Linked DNA regions of Homo sapiens: region 2 is linked to region 1. Evidence: chromatin contacts called from ENCODE Hi-C data. All regions are on one chromosome and are shown on one strand. The core of a region is the stretch at or near the end of the contact, and the rest is flanking DNA. Distances in the headings are between cores, read along the strand shown. Region 1 holds the start of AIDA (axin interactor, dorsalization associated). Region 2 holds the start of MRPL55 (mitochondrial ribosomal protein L55).

Region 1 (5,178 bases), core at 2,232-4,731:
TAAGGATCCAGGCGTAGAAGACTGCCAAATTTAAATAATCTATGATTTAACTCTTAAATGTCATTTATAAATTTATAACAAACTTAGAAACAGTGTGTTACATATTTCTGTATTGCCATGGAACCAAAAAAAGTACCTTGCATCTAAGAGTGGTTCAATCAATAAACTTACTTGCATATTTTTGAAGCAGAAGGGCCAGTGACTACACCATAGTAATTAAAAGACACAGGAGCTGTGGCTTTTAATGGGTTCCTATGAAACCAATGGGTCATTTTCTCCAGATGTTTTCTATAGACAAAAAAGTAAAAAATATACAAAAATTAAATATAAAATATTTAATAAACAAGGTAAATAGCATAACAATTTATTTCAATAGTATAAAAATTTAATTCGAAAATTAGCCTGGCTAAATTTTGTTATTTTTTTAGTAGAGACGGGGTTTCACCATGTTGGCCAGGCTGGTCTCAAACTCTTGACCTCAAGTGATCCACCCGCCTTGGCCTCCCAAAGTGTTGGGATTACAGGCGTGAGCCACCGCGCCCGGCCTCAGGTTATGTTTTGTCTATTTATGGTGGTCTATGTTCAGATCAGGCCTATAAAAAAAAGCAGAAGAGCATTTGAAAATCTGCCCACAATAACTTCAATGTTAACATACATATATAGGAGCAGTAATGTTTAAACTGTAATATACATAAAAATCACCTGGGGGTGGGTGGTTTTGTCCAATGCAGGCTCTAATTCAATAGCCTGGGGCAGGACCTGAGATGCTGATGCTGCTGGTCCCCAGACACTTTTGAATAGCAAAGTACTAGATTTTGGTTGGACAACTGCAAGTAAAAAGGGCACAGGACCAGATGAACGTAATTTCCAAAACGGGTTCAAATGGTAACCCTGATTATATCGCTAAGGCTACTTGTAATACGTTTTAAGTTAACTGCTGTATTTCCGACATATTGCTGACAACAGTGGATTGGTTATAGCATGTGTTCTACAATAAAATGTACTTTCCAAAAAATACCTAAAGAATATTTTTAAAATAAAAATGTAATACAATACTTGATCAATAAATTCTATTATAAAATGAAAACATTGGGCTGGGCATGGTGGCTCATGCCTGTAATCTCAGCAGTTTGGAAGGCCGAGGTGGGTGGATCGCTTGAGCTCAGGAATTTGAGACTAGCTTGGGCAACATGGTGAGACCCGGTCTCTACAAAAATCAGCCGGGGATGGTAGCCACGCCTGTGGTTCTAGCTACTGGGAAGACTGAGGAGGGAGGATCCCCTGAGTCCAGGAGACGTAGGCTGCAGTGAGCCCTGATCTCCCCATGGCACTCCAGCCTGGGCGACAGGGCAAGATCCTATCTCAAAAAAGGAAAAAGGAAAAAAAAAACAAAAAACAAAAACTTGGAACACCACCTAAGTGAGATGCCAACTTAAAAAAAAAATTAAGTTCCATGCCTTCTACTTAAAAAAAAAAAAACGCGCGGTGGCTCACGCCTGTAATCCCAGCACTTTGGGAGGCCGAGGCGGGCAGATCACAAGGTCAGGAGATCGAGACCATCCTGGCTAACACGGTGACTCTACTAAAAGTACAAAAAAAAAATTAGCCGGGCATGGTGGCGGTCGCCTGTAGTCCCAGCTACTTGGGAGGCTGAGGCAGGAGAACCCAGGAGGCGGAGCTTGCAGTGAGCCGAGATGGCACCACTGCACTCCAGCCTGGGCGACAGAGGGAGACTCCGTCTCAAAAAAAAAAAAAAAAAAAAGCAGCATGTCTTGTCTAAATGTCCTTGGGTAGGTAGTGCAGCAGATAATAAGGAGAAAGCCCAGGCGAAGACCTAAACATGGCAATTAGATTCCAGGAAGTAACTGAGAAAAAATTCTGATAAGGTTCATTTAATTTGAAGGCACTAAAAAATTCTGACAATCGACTTTTCCTAGTATTAGAAAATAATGGTGGCTGTACAGTGTATGAAATGCCTACATTAAGTGCTTCCTTTATGCTATTTATTCATGACAAAGCTGGTTTTGAGGAGCACCACATACTTAATGAATAGAGAATACAGTGTGTACCCAACGAAAAACTGAGCAGGTTTATTTAGGACTCAAAACATTTAACGAGTTATTTCAGAAAATATCATCTTCTACACATCTTCCATATAAATTCCGATAGCCTAATACAGCATCTATGTGCCTACAAATAATATCACACTCAGCACTTGAGGCTGCGAAATCTTCCACAAATACTTCTTTTAATGCGGCCTCCTACTTCCTGGATGAAAATGTCTGAAGTTTTGCGAATCTTTACTTCAGGAAAGAAGAGGGTTTCTGCCCCTGCCCCATCTTCTCCCCTTCTGCGACCCGGCGGTCTTCAGTTTTCGGGAGTTCCTAGGGTGGGATAGAAGAACGACACACCCACCCGCAGGGACAAGGGTGCCTTTAGAGCCACCAATACAACATTCGGATCGAAGCTGTAAGCTAACACACTTCCACAAGAGGACTCCCGCTCCTAACAAGGGACCCCCACCCCGGAAGCCCCGAGTCCCCAGAGGAACCTACCTGAGCGCCGCCCCCGAGCTCTGAGCGCCCACTTCCTGTTTACCACCCAGCCTCTTCCTCCCGTGCCCAGTCCCGTTCGAGGCAGCGGGCGGCGACCGTGCGCACGCGCCAACACTTGAGTTCCCCTCTTTCCAAACAGGCATTTTTGTGGAAAGCCGATACTGTCAACCCGGGAGAGGTGGCCAGACAACGGCCGAACGAACCCCAGTTTAGCTTGTATTATAAGCTCTCCAATGACCAATGGAGATGCGGGGCAAGGGGATTCAGCGGATCTAGCTGTTAATGCCACTGATTTGTGGTGACCAATATGGATTTTCTTTCTGTCGTTTGTTTCAAGGCACTAGAAGGAGACTTTTGGTCCACTGTCCAGGGGTCTATGGAGACTAATGTAAAAGGGGGTGATCCTATTGCTTGAGACTCCGGGGAAGTAGCGGGGGATATTACTGAGAAACACCCATCCTCTGACATACTTACCAAATTTCTCAGAGTCGGTTCAGCAGTTCTTCTAAGGGAAGAAGGGCAATATATCGGAGTCCACAAGCGAGAAAAAGAGGGAGTCGGAGAACCGAGACTACAGAACCAGGGTGACGGAAAACCAGGACGGCGCCAAGCCGGAGTCACGTGACCCGGCGGCCATGATAGCTACCGAGGCGGTAGTGCGCGCAGCTCAGGGGCGGGTATTGCCGCGGCGTTGCAGTCCCCTCAAAACGCTTCGTTCATCATCCCTTTCTAACTTCTCCCTCGGCCTTCCTTTTGAGCTATGGTCTTTTTCCCAGACAGGAAGAGAAGAGTTGCCCCTACCTCCGGAGCCGAGGGAGAATGCCGCAATAGCGATGGCGGCCCTCGGCGCAGTGGGGCGGCCTCAACCTAACCCGGGGCGGGGCCTCGGGGGCGGGGTCTCGGCGGGGCGGTCGCTTTGGAGCCGCAAAGTTTGGCTGTGGCGGCAAATGGGCTTGGGCGGCTCCTCGGCGGGTGGCGGTGGTGGCCGTAGCGGTTCCTCCTGGCCCTGTTAATGTCGGGGCCAGGCCGGGGGAGGATGGCGCCCTAGAACCCGGCCTTGCTGGGGTAGGGGCGGGAGGGGACGGGGTGGGGACCGGCCATGTCGGAGGTGACCCGGAGTCTGCTGCAGCGCTGGGGCGCCAGTTTTAGGAGAGGCGCCGACTTCGACTCTTGGGGCCAGCTGGTGGAGGCGATAGACGAGTATCAGATGTGAGTGACTAACCGCGGGAGCAGGCCAGACCGGCTCCAGTCGTGCGCCTCTCCCTTGTTTCTGTCGGTGTCTCTCATCACCGTATCTGCAGCCAAGGCTTCTCAGGGTGGGGCTCCGCAGGCACTGGGGCTGAGATCCCTCGCCACCAGCCCCAGCGAGGCTGCTCTAGGGACAACGGCTCCGCTCTCTGGGGTGACTCGCCTTCTTCCCTCTCCGCCTCCGCAGGGACAGTTCCATTCAACAGGTAGCCCTTCTTTCCTGGGGCGCAGGCCCCAGCAGGCTATCTGCTTAGTTCCTTTCCACCGTCTCGCGGGTCCCCCACTTGGCAGTCAGTTTCCTTTCCTCCTCCTCTCCCAGGTTGCTTTTCCTCGATTTCCTTTTGAAATTCTCTGAGGAATACTTGTGTGTTCTCCGCCCACGTTCCAAGGATGAGTGGCCTTGCTCTGTGTGTGTCTTCCTTCTTCCATGCGTAGGAAAGGAGGGAACTGTTTGCGATTGAGGGGATGGGGGGGAGCCCAGGAAGCAACGAGGGCCAGGGATACCTCTTCTGCCAAAAGAAGGGTCTCCTCTCGCGCTCCTTCTCCACCCCTCTTTCTGGTGAGCCGTGTTTTCAGAATTCCACCTCGATTTCGTTTCGGTTTCTGGGACTGTTATTTGGTAGGCTGTGAGTCCCACCCACCCCCTCGCTCGGTTGCCTTGGGTGGAGTCCGCGCAGGATGTGAACCGAAGAGAGCAAAATGTGAATTAATGGACCACGCACAGGAGCTCCACGCCCTCCTTGGATCCCTCCTCCTTTTCCTGTATATAATGTATAGCCGCAGGGTACAAGTGAGTACCAGTTTCCTTGAGCAACCTAAGACCAATTTCTTGCCCTTTCTGGTTTCCACAGAAAACTTCAGGGTTGTCTTAAAAAATAAAAGACAAGATTTATATACACATAAAACCTTGCTTAGGTTTTTGCACATTTTACTGAACTTAAGAACTGTCTGCCAAAATGCTATTGTTTGCAAACTCGCCATTAATTATTCTCTGTTTAAAGCAAGTTATTGTTTGAGATTTCACTGAGTATGAAACCACGTATGAGTAGAATACCCCCGGCCTCCCCCACCCCCCATCCGCCCCCGACACACAACGATTTCTGGCAAGAATATACGCTTGGTACTTGGAAGATCTAAACTCTTATCGTCTCCCCGCAATAGTTATTTGTTTTTATCTATTAAGATAATTTAAATGTGTAGGTACTGACTTTGAATCGCCTGTAGCTTCAAAAAGCTCTGACAAAAACCCGTGCTCTGAGCCATTTTGCGATGTGTAACAACTACTAGCATTTGTTTTGCACTTTCACATGATTTCATTTGCTCTTGCAATAACCCAGTGAGAATATAATTATTCTCATTTTACGAAATGAGGAAA
Region 2 (5,946 bases), core at 3,323-5,822, 5.4 Mb before region 1:
GGATCAAGGCTTCTATAATGAGACTCTTATCTTTGAATATTTTTTTCCTTGTTTATGCCTCTATGAATAATAGAAATGAAAAGGGGTTCTATTATGTTCAGTTATAAGGTATACTTTTATTTGTGAAGGATTTTGTAGCCAGCCTTATACATGAATAAACTTATACTTTGATAAAGACAAGACGAAGGCCCAATGTAGGTGAAAAACTTTAATTGTACATATATTTCCTCATAATCAGTAAAAACTCCTCTTAACCCACATCATGGGTTAAAGAGAACATTGTCAGGGGGCCTTCACTTTTCTAAAAGGACATCATTTGTTAGGTCCTTTTTCCATCGTTTAGAATAAAATAGGCAATAACTAGAAATATATCCCTCATAATAGGCTTTCTAGCAGATTCTACTGTAAAGACTATCGTTACACAACAGACTTTAAATTCTCTTGTGAAAGTTATGCTAAATAATAGAATTAGTTAAATAGAAAAGTACCTGTGCAGCTGCTGGCAGCTGTGGCCTATGGAGGAATACATTAAATGTAGATTATAAAAATTCAGTTGTAGAAGATTAATGAAAAGATCACTTAGTCAAGCAAGTAGACCCTTCATCTCACTCATTCTTTAATCTATTTAATTTTAGGTGGTTTGGTTTATGGGGACCCTGGGTAAGGAGCATACTCCAAACTCTTGGTATTATGCTCCCAATAGGCATAATAATAGTCTCCCTGGTGCACTGTATTCTCTCAAAGATTTTAAATGATTGCACACAGCTATCTCTAGAACGTCAAATGGTCTCTCTTCAACTGGAATGAAAGAGCTGAAAGAAATATGTGACCATGAGGATACCATAACCTATGAACGATGTGCTGACACCAGAAACACAAAATGATGGTAACAGAGAGTGGTGCTAAGGCCCCAAGTTTTGGTCACACTCTCACCTAAGTAAGAACCTGACCAAAAAGGGGGAATTTTTTAAAAAACACAATTATGGGAGGCCATTGTTTTGGACTAAGCTCATGCACTAGGTCCCAACAGGACAAACCAAACTAAAATGGAGTCACTCATGCTAAATGTGACATAATCAAACTAAGGATACATATAAATCCTAGAACAGACCAGGTTTTTTCTCCTGTAAACAGGATGTTCCAGCATAAAGAGGTACCCTCTACTCAGTCTTTGTTCCTACCTTTGGAAAACTCATTGTTCTACTGTTTCCCACTGGATTTCAGGAGCAAATAAGTACATTTACTATGGTGATAGTGACAACAACTAAAGTTTTGGTCAATCTCTCAAAATTGAGAAAATGACCAAAAGAGGGTAGTTGCTGAAGCAAACTAAATATGGCCTGAGAAGGACTTCATATTTTTATATTTGAGTCCTTGTGGATGAACTGCAACCTAGCTTAATAGGTAGATAGATTGAAAACCTAACAGGAGTATGCAACTGTAACAATAGCTGCGTCTTGGCCAATCCCAGAGGCTGCACTTCAACTATTCATATACTGCTGAGCGTTCAAACTGTGTTCAAATACGGCAAACACCAACCTGAAACCAATCCAGCTGTTTTGTACTTTACTTTCAATTTCTGTACATCATTTACCTTTTTTTGTCTACGAATCTTCCACCACGTGGCTGTGCTGGAGTCTCTGTGAATCTGCTGTGATTCTGGGGGCTGCGTGATTCGTGAATCATTCATTGCTCAATTAAACTTTAAATTTAATTCGGCTGAAGTTTTTATCAAGTGTAAACCAAAAATAAAAAATAAATTTATAAGGCTCCCCAGCCATCTAAATGGACTTCCTCCTCGGCCAGGGAACTCTTAAAAAAAATTTTTTTTTTTTGACGGAGTCTTGCTCTGTCACCCAGGCTGGAGTGCAGTGGTGCGATCTCTGCTCACTGCAACCTCTGCCTCCCAGGTTCAAGTGATTCTCCTGCCTCAGCCTCCTGAGTAGCTGGGATTACAGGTGCGCACCACCATGCCTGGCTAATTTTTGTATATTTTTTAGTGGAGACCGGGTTTCACCATGTTGGCCAGGCTGGTCTCGAACTCCTGACCTGAAGTGATTCGCCCACCTCTGCCTCCCAAAGTGTTGGGATTACAGGTGTCAGCCACTGTGCCTGGCCTGGAACTCTTAAAATTTAACCTCAAAGACTGGTTCAGGCCATAAGAAGTGGGGGTCAGACATGCCTCATTATACCTCTCTGGCATTAACATCAACATAGACTTTAAGTCCGATAAACATTTTACAACCTATTCTCTCTGAAGCCTAATACCTGAAGGCTTCATCTGCAAATAAGAACTTTGGTCTCCACAATCATATATATATATATTTTTTTTTCTTTCCTTTTTTTTTTTTTTTAGATGGAGTCTCACTCTATTGCCTAAGCTGGAGTGCAGTGGCGCAATCTCGGCTCACTTCAACCTCCGCCTCCTGGGCTGAAGTGATTCTTCTGCCTCAGCCTCCTGAGTAACTGGGATTACAGGCACACACCACCACGCCCAGCTAATTTTTGTATTTTTAGTAGAGAGGAGGTTTCACCATGTTGGTCAGGCTGGTCTCGAACTCCTGACCTCGTGATCCGCCTGCCTTAGCCTCCCAAAGTGCTGGGATTACAGGTGTGAGCCACTGCACCCCACCCACAATCTTTTATCTTAACCCAGACATTCCTTTCTGTTAATCCCAGGTCTTCAGGTAAATTCAACCAATTGTCAAACAGAAAATTTTTCAATCTACCTATAAGCTGGAAGCCAGCACCCTTGACCCCTGCTTCGAGTTGTCCTGCCTTTCTGAACCAAACCAATGTAGGTTTTAAATGTATTTGATTGATGTCTCATGCCTCCCTAAAATGTATAAAACCAAGCTGCACCCCAACCACCTTGGGAACATGTTCTCAGGACCTCTGTCCTGAGGGCTGTGTCACAGGCCATGGTTACTCATATTTGGCTCAGAATATATCTCTTAAAATATTTTACAAAGTTTGACTCTTTTCATCAACAGCAGCAAGCCACCAGCATTCCCAGTGAGGGAAGGGTAAAGGGAACTTTTTATCAGTGAAAAGGGAACTTTTATCAGCGAAAAGGGAGCGGTTCACAGAAGCTGCTTAGAAAGAGTTCATTGGTTCCAGGGGCCCAACGCCAAAGCTCAAAGTTGTCCTCAGTTCATTGGTGGCGCTGCCATTACTGGGCAAGTGTTTATTCCGAGCATCTTAACTGAATTACTGCAGTCCTAAAGATGGTCTAAATTTTGTCAAAGTAGGAGACCCGTGAATGACACAAAAGGGTTTCTTGTGGGGTTTTTAGAAAGTCCTTGCGAATAATTCTTATCTCAGACACTAAGCCTGAGCCTCCTGTTCTTCCCAGCCCTGTTTGTCTGGGCCTGACAAAGTGATTTCACTCCTTATTTGTAACTTTCACAAAACAAAGGCCCTGGTCTCATGAACTCATTGCACAAAGTGACCCTGGTTCGCTGAGGCAGATAGGCGATGCTATCTGCCTGCCCTGGTCCAAACATCTCATCTGGAATACTGCAGGCCAGTGGAAATGCCCGGAATAAGCTCTGTTTACAAGGTAATAGCGAGCCTCTCTGGCATTTCAGAAATGCGTGACAGCTGCTTCCTTAGGGCCCTCCCCACTCCATTTTGGTTACGTTGTGACATAAATTACTCCATTTTGCTGTGAACTACAGGGTCATTTCTCAGCCCCCGCCAACCCCGCGGATCCCCCCTCAGCCCCGCTGTATCAGCCTTTCGGATCCTCCTTCAGCCTCTCAGGTCCTCCTCAGCCCGCTGCGTGCCTCTTCAGCCCCCCTTGAACTTCCGTCATCCCCACAGATCCTCCCTCAGCCTCCCTAGATTCCCACCTCAGCGCCCATGGATCCTCCCTCACTGCCCCCTGGGACCTCCCTCAGTTCTGCAGATTCCCCCCTTAGCCTCCTGGGACCTCTCTCACCCCTTCTAGATCCTCTCTCAGCCCCGCAGATCCTTCCGCAGCTCCCCCTGGATCCTCCCTCAGCCCAGCTGGTGCCCACTCAGCCCCGCGGATCCTCCTTCCCTCAGCCCCCGCCCGGGTGCTCCCGCAGTCCCCCTGGGTCCTCCCTCAGCCCAGCTGATGCCCCTTCAGCTCCGAGGATCCTCCCTCAGCCCCCCTGCGTCTTCCCTCAGCCCCCTGCGTCCTCCCTCAGGACCCCTGGGTCCTCCCTCAGCCCTCCGGGACCTCTATCAGCTCTCCTGGATCCTCCCTCAGCCCTGCGGATCCTCCCTCAGCTCCCCACCCCGGGTCCTCCCTCAGCACTCCCCCACTCCGTCCTCCCTCAGACCCGCGGGTCCCCCTCGACCTCGCCGGCCCGCCCTGGTCCTCCCGGTAGGGACGGAGGTCACCTGCTCGCCGGCCCCGCCTGGGTTCTTGTACCGCCACAGCGCCCCCGCAGGCCCCGCCCACCTAGGCTTCGTCCCGCCCCCGAGATTACATCACGCCGCGCCGGCCCCGCCCAACAGGGGCGTATATCTTCGTGTCTCACCGCCCACTCTTGCCTCTCCCTGCCATGGAACACGTCATACCGCGCGACGCAGCGCCTGCCAGTGACGTCGTGGGCTGCAGCGCAGCAGCACCCAACGCAGTGAGTACCTTGATCTCCTGCGTGGCCTCGTCCCTGGTCTTAGTTCCACCGGGCAGCGGGAGTCAGGACCGCCTGTCCTCAGACCCCTCCGCAGCGACTGTGGCGGCCGCAGGTTGGCGCCTCGTGTGGGCCGGGAACAGAGGCGGGAGGCGCTGTACCCTCCCGGTGGAGTCGGGAGGGAGGGAGGCAGGGAAGGGGACAGGGGGCTGCACCTGTGATAAGCCCTTGTCCCCATGCAGTCTAGCAGGAAAGGAGAGGGAGCTTTCCCCGAAGACCCTCCTGGACCAGCCCCAGGCTCCTGTGCTGGTGAGGCCGAGGGAGAGGGATGTGGGCATAGGACACGTAGCAGGATTTCCATTTTAGAGGCAGCCGGACCTGTCTTCAGGTCCCTTCCTTGGTGAGAGACAGGGGTACGCCAGAGGAAGCTGGGCGCTCGGCCTCTGTGCAGCCTCATCTCCTGGAATCTGAGTATTGAAAACTGGGCTTTTACTTCGCACACCTCAGCACAGACTCCCATGGGAATCCAGGTCACAGCAAAGCAGCCCTGGGCCTCCATTCTCCTTTAAGCAAGCATGACAATCCTCACTTCACTGAGTTTTTATTAAAACTAGCAATGACCTTAGAAAGCAAGGCATGACCTCAGCTCCACTTTTGAGGCTGCAGTCCATTCAGAGAGGTTTCGCAGACTCGGTAACGGCCAGAACAGACAGCCTGGGCCCTGCCGCAGGCTGACTCAGAATCTTTGGGAGTAGTGACCAACTTCTGCTTTTGGAAAAACCTCTACAGGCGGTTCTGAGAAGTCCAAGGGTTGCTGGGAGAGGTTGGTGAGTGGCGTGGTGATTACATGTGTCTTGGAAGCATCCTGGGCTGGGATTTGATAAGAAACCATTAGGTGGAAGAACCTTCCTTTTAAAAAAGATCTCTTCATTCTCTGCCTAGCAGGTTGCACGCCAGGGCCTGTACTGACCACCTCCACGTGCCACTGGGGCTGTAAGGAGGAATGGCGGCCGTGGGCAGCCTGCTTGGGTAAGCATGGACTTTTAGGTCCCTGGGGATTACTGTCAGGGGCCACCCCAGGGAACCCCTCTCTTCAGCAGGAAACCGCCATTCTAATCCTCCCTAGTCCTTGCTATTGTCCACTGTCCCCTGTGCTGGAAGCTTTGTGCCCTTGCTCAGCCTGGCAGCCTCTTCCTGGCTAGGGGGCCAGAACGCCTCTGACCACAGCCTGTGGCTCCTGAGGAAGCCCCGAGGCTCATCCTGCCCCGGCACGGGTCACCAGCTCTGGTAATGTCTCCTGTGGCCCGGCAGTGCCCAATCACAGCCAGCCTCAGTCATG

The links. A loop is a pair of places that touch in the nucleus more often than their neighbours do. Pooled maps may share reads with other maps.
Region 2: a map of naive thymus-derived CD4-positive, alpha-beta T cell shows a loop between it and region 1 (9-fold over the local background). The contact joins the promoter of MRPL55 here to the promoter of AIDA in region 1. A Hi-C loop is called at or near these places in 2 of 168 maps with a recorded cell type or tissue (naive thymus-derived CD4-positive, alpha-beta T cell and vagina) and 3 of 50 pooled maps.

The regions. Positions count from the first base shown.
Region 1 is chr1:222,710,794-222,715,971 of GRCh38, reverse strand. AIDA (axin interactor, dorsalization associated) reads left to right here and starts at 3,481. Exons shown (of 10, transcript NM_022831.4): 1 at 3,481-3,764. The coding sequence starts at 3,655. BROX (BRO1 domain and CAAX motif containing) reads right to left here and starts at 3,408. Exons shown (of 13, transcript NM_144695.4): 1 at 3,030-3,408; 2 at 172-288. The coding sequence starts at 272. RefSeq lists enhancers at 2,211-2,430, 2,799-3,713 and a silencer at 3,381-3,600.
Region 2 is chr1:228,107,925-228,113,870 of GRCh38, reverse strand. MRPL55 (mitochondrial ribosomal protein L55) reads left to right here and starts at 4,572. Exons shown (of 5, transcript NM_181463.3): 1 at 4,572-4,722; 2 at 4,850-4,916; 3 at 5,553-5,636. The coding sequence starts at 5,611. RefSeq lists a silencer at 4,127-4,216 and enhancers at 4,487-4,656, 4,925-5,638, 5,639-5,946.